Linked DNA regions of Homo sapiens: region 2 is linked to region 1. A link is an interaction called in ENCODE POLR2A ChIA-PET data of the cell type or tissue named here. Cell type or tissue: OCI-LY7. All regions are shown on one strand. Region 1 overlaps ITGB4 (integrin subunit beta 4). Region 2 overlaps RECQL5 (RecQ like helicase 5).

What was found. Peaks named below come from ENCODE experiments on the same cell type or tissue, not always from the same donor. Only the 100,000 strongest peaks of a DNase experiment are listed, where the experiment ranks them.
Region 2: POLR2A ChIA-PET joins it to region 1 with 10 read pairs; 17 of 35 experiments call an interaction of 5 or more read pairs at or near these places.

The regions. Positions count from the first base shown.
Region 1 is chr17:75,737,124-75,739,623 of GRCh38, forward strand. ITGB4 (integrin subunit beta 4) reads left to right here. Exons shown (of 40, transcript NM_000213.5): 17 at 199-321; 18 at 415-521. Among named protein-coding and RNA genes, the nearest start is that of ITGB4, 17 kb to the left of the region's middle. In OCI-LY7, no CTCF peak of the experiment used is centred here; a DNase peak (open chromatin) is centred at 1,198; H3K4me3 peaks cover 341 bases; H3K27ac peaks cover 1,051 bases.
Region 2 is chr17:75,655,686-75,658,185 of GRCh38, forward strand. The region is part of intron 7 of RECQL5 (RecQ like helicase 5); the gene reads right to left. LOC107985013 (a long non-coding RNA gene) reads left to right here. Exons shown (of 3, transcript XR_001753017.1): 3 at 2,499-2,500. Among named protein-coding and RNA genes, the nearest start is that of RECQL5, 10 kb to the right of the region's middle. In OCI-LY7, no CTCF peak of the experiment used is centred here; no DNase peak of the experiment used is centred here.

The DNA.
Region 1 (2,500 bases):
CTCCTGAGCAGGGGAGCCCCCACCACACCCGTTCCTGTGCCTGGTGAGAGCACGGCTTTGCAAGGACTTCCACTCTTCCCCAGGAGGCCCTGCCGTGGGTGAGGCAGATCGCAGAGTAGGGGCCCCCTCACCAGACCCTGGGTCCTCTGGGGCGGAGGGGTGTGGCTGGGGTGCCCTGCTGACTGGCTGTGGGTACAGCCGAGGAGGTGGTGGTGCGCTGCTCCTTCCGGGACGAGGATGACGACTGCACCTACAGCTACACCATGGAAGGTGACGGCGCCCCTGGGCCCAACAGCACTGTCCTGGTGCACAAGAAGAAGGGTGAGCTGGTGGGGCCGGGCGCAGGGAGGGGGCGTGTGGCCAGAGCTCGGTGGGGAGGACAGGCACCACCTCCCCCTGCCTCCTCCTCTCCAGACTGCCCTCCGGGCTCCTTCTGGTGGCTCATCCCCCTGCTCCTCCTCCTCCTGCCGCTCCTGGCCCTGCTACTGCTGCTATGCTGGAAGTACTGTGCCTGCTGCAAGGTGAGCACCCAGGGTGCCTCCCAAGGCCCCACATCCCAGGGTCCCCACCCCAACAGGGCCCCCACCCTCCACCAGGGTCCCCAGTCCCCGCCTGAGTTCTCATCTCCCCAGGGTCCCCAACCCCTTCCTGGGTCCCCACCTCCCCAGGGTCCCCATCCCAACAGGGTCCCCATCCTCCACCACGGTCCCCACCTCCCCAGTGTCCTCAACCCCCTCCTGGGTCCCCACCTCACCAGGGTCCCCTCTCTGACAGGGTCTCCACCCTCCATCAGGGTCCTCCTCAGGGTCCCCAACCCCCACCAGGGTCCCCAGCCTCTCCACCCACCATCCCCACTCCTGCAGCTTTCTAGCCAGAGGCTTCAGCCCGTAGAGTCCAGCTGTCTGGATTCTGGTCCCAGCTCTGTGACCTTGGGCAAATTACTTAATCTCTCCATGCCTCAGTTCCCTCATCTGTAAAATGAAGATCATAGAATTGACCTCAGAAAGTGGAGCTGAAGCTTAAATTAGTGAAGTTCAGAAGGGACTGACCCATAGCATGCACCATCGCCCCCACCCCCACCTTGGCAAGACCCACACCAACCCCATCCAGCTTCCGGAGTGACAGTAATGATGATGACACCCATGAGCTCTTAGCCCGAGTCATCCTGGAGCCCCAGCCCCCAGCTCAGCCCTTGCCAGCATCCGTTCTCTGCTTAGCTCAGTGTTCCTCTTTGTGCTGTCGCCACAGCATGTCCACGTGACTCCATTTCCCCGCCCCCCATCACCCCATGAGGTCAGTGGGGCAAGGTCACCATGCCCTATGACAGATGGAGAAATTGGGGCTGAGAGGCAGGTGATAAATGCACAGTCCTCAGAAGGGGCTGAGGCAAGCTGAGCCCACATCTTCCCCAGCTCTAGTGCCCGCCCAGGACCCCCACTCCATCAGCCATCAGTGGCCAGATCCCTGAGAGCACCTGCTCTGGGGTCAGCCACGTGCAAAAGGCCTGGGAGCCACAACAGGGAAGAAAGGGCCCTGCCCGCCCGCAGCTGGCGGTCACTGGGGAGAACAGACAAGAGAAAGCGTGGAGGATGGCATAGCTCAGAGTAGGGATTGTAGGCGGCAGACCACACTCCGTAGTAACCCCCAGTGTTGTGGGATATTAATGTGCATTACATAGGCAAGGAGTTATGTGATCAAATAGGTTTGAGCTAGGCACGGCTGCGCGTGCCTGTAGTCCCAGCTACTCAGAAAGCTGAGGCAGGAGGATCACGAGTCTGGGAGTTTGAGGCTACAGTGAGCTATGATTATGCCACTGCACTCCAGCCTGGGTGACAGAGTGAGACTCAAAAAGAAAAAAAAAAAGAAGGTTTAAGAAACAAGTTTCTTAAATTTAAGTTACAGTGGCTCACACTTGTAACCCCAGCACTTTGGGAGGCCAAGGCGGGTGGATCACTTGAGGTCAGGAGTTGGAGACAAGCCCGGCCAATATGGTGACACCCCATCTCTACTAGAAATACAAAATTAGCTGGGCATGGAGGTGGATGCCTATAATCCCAGTTACTAGGGGGGCTGAGGCAGGAGAATTGCTTGAACCTGGGAGGTAGAGGTTGCAGTGAGCCGCGATCGTGCCACTGCATTCCAGCCTGGGCAACAGAGCGAGACCCTGTCTCAAAAAAAAAAAAAAGAAAAGAAACAAGTTTCTTCTCTGCAGGACTTCTCAGAGGCTTTGATAAAGTCCTGTGCCTAACCTGCAAGAGGGGCATGGGGAATGAATTCAGTGCTTCCCAAGTGAACCTGACCACAGAACCTTTACAGAGCACCCGGCAGGATGAGAGTTCCACGGCGCAAACTTTGGGAACCCTCTGCCCCCATCCCCCTCTATGCCCTTGTGTGCCATGCTTACACCCTGCTACCACCTGGATATTCTGGTGTCTGGGGAGGCACTGTCACCCCTCTTGACCATTGGCATGGGGCGGGGTGGCTGGAAGGGCTTACCTGG
Region 2 (2,500 bases), 81 kb before region 1:
TGAGACAGGGTCTCACTTTGTCGCCCAGGCTGGAGTGCGTCCTCCACTCCATGGTATGATCTCAGCTTACCGCAACCTCAACCTCCTAGGTTCAAGTGATTCTCCCACCTCAGCCTTCCCAGTAGCTGGGACTACAGGTGTGTGCCACCATGCTTGGCTAATTTTTGTATTTTTTTTGTTAGAGACGGGCTTCACTATGTTGGGCCGGATGGTCCTGAACTCCTAACCTCAGGTGATCTGCCTGCCTTGGCCTCCCAAAGTGCTGGGATTACAGGCAAGAGCCACTGCTCCTGGCCCCAGAGCTTGTTTTCTCTTGGTGAGATTTTAGTTTTCTTCATCTAAATCAGTGGTTGTCAACCCTGGCCATATATTCAAAGCAACTGGGGAGCTTTTTTTGGTTTATTTTGAGACCGACTTTCACTCTTGTTGCCCAGGCTGGAATGCAATGGCGCGATCTCGGCTCACCACAACCTCCACCTCGTGGGTTCAAGTCATTCTCCTGCTTCAGCCTCTTCCAAGTAGCTGGGATTACAGGCATGCGCCACCACACCTGGCTAATTTTGCATTTTTTTAGTAGAGACGGGGTTTCTCCATGTTGGTCAGGCTGGTCTCAAACTCCCGACCTCAGGTGATCTGCCCGCCTCAGCCTCCCAAAGTGCTGGGATTACAGGCGTGAGCCACCGCACCCAGCCTACTGGGGAGCTTTTTGAAAAAAACTCGTGTTAACAGCTTGTAACACTTATTCCTAAGTATTTTATAAGTTTTATTGTTGTAAATTAAGTTTTTTTTTTGTTTCTATTTCTAGGTATTTATGGTAATGTGGAGAAAAGCTACTGATTTTTTTTTTCCTTGGCTCTCATCTGACTAGAGAAAAGCTACTGATCTTTAAACTATTTCTCTTATATTCAACCAGTTTGCCAGATTTTCTTATGATTGAGTAGATTTCTAGTAGGGTTTTTGTGTTTCTAGGCACAATGTGTTGTCATTTCTACCTGCTGTTGTCTTCTCTCCTACTTTCATTATCCTTGCGAATTTATGTATATTTATCCTTCTATTGTCTTTTTTTTTTTTTTTTTTGAGACAGAGTCTCACTCTGTCCCCCAGGCTGGAGTGCAGAGGCGTGATCTCGGCTCACTGCAAGCTCTGCCTCCTGGGTTCACGCCCTTCTCCTGCCCCAACCTCCCAAGTAGCTGGGACTACAGGCGCCCGCCACCACGCCCGGCTAATTTTTTGTATTTTTAGTAGAGACGGGGTTTCACCGTGTTAGTCAGGATCGTCTTGATCTCCTGACCTCGTGATCCACCCGCCTCGGCCTCCCAAAGTGCTGGGATTACAGGCGTAAGCCATCGCGCCCGGCCCCTTTATTGTCATTTTGGCAGAGATTAGAAATAAGTACTTATAGGCTGGACACGGTGGCTCACGCCTGTAATCCCAGCACTCTGGGAGCCTAAGGTGGGAGGCTCACTTGAGCTCAGGAGTTTGAGACCAGCCTGGGTAACATAACAAGAGCTCGTCTCTACAAAACAAACAAACAAAAAACAAGGGAAGATTAAGCCAGGTGCAGTGGCACATGCCTCTGGTCCCAGCGACTTGAGAGGCAGAGGCAGGAGGATCACTCGAGCCCAGGAGTTCGAGGGTATACTGTGCTATGATTACGCCTGTGAATCACCACTGCACTTGAGCCTGAGCAACACAGAGAGACCCCATCTCTTTAACAAAAGAAACAAGGCAGTACTGATCTTGACCACATAAAATAACATGTACACAAAAGACAATATTAAGGCCGGGAGCAGTAGCTCACACCTGTAATCTCAGTAGTTTGGGAGTTTGAGGCAGGAGGATTACTTGAGCCCAGGAGTCATGAGACCAGTCTGGGCACCATAGTGAAACCCCATCTCTGCCAAAAACTGAAAAAAAAATTAGCTGGGCGTGGTGGCACACACCTGTGGTCCCAGCTACTCAAGGTGGGAAGATTATTTATGGCCAGGAGTTAGAGGCTGCTGTGAACCATGACTATGCTACTGCACTTTAGCCTGGGTGACAGTGAGAGACCTTGTCTCTTAAAAAAAAAAAAAAAAAAAAAGGTGGGCACAGTGGCTCATGCTTGTAACCCCAACACTTTGGGAGGCCGAGGCAGGCGGATCACGAGGTCATGAGATCGAGACCATCCTGGCCAACATGGTGAAACCCTGTTTCTACTAAAAATACAAGAATTAGCTGGGCATGGTGGCATGCACCTGTAATCCCAGTTACTCAGGAGGCTGAGGCAGAAGAATCGCTTGAACCCGGGAGGCGGAGGTTGCAGTGAGCCGAGTTCATGCCATTGCACTCCAGCCTGAGCGACGGAGTGAGACTCTGTCTCAAAAAAAAGAAAAAAGAAAAAAAGCTAGTATTAAGATAATTTAAATATTTAAATATTTAGAAAGAAAAAGTCTAACCTAGCTTGTTGTAAGCTGCCTACCTAACCAATACGCCATTTCCCTTTGCTATACTTACAGGT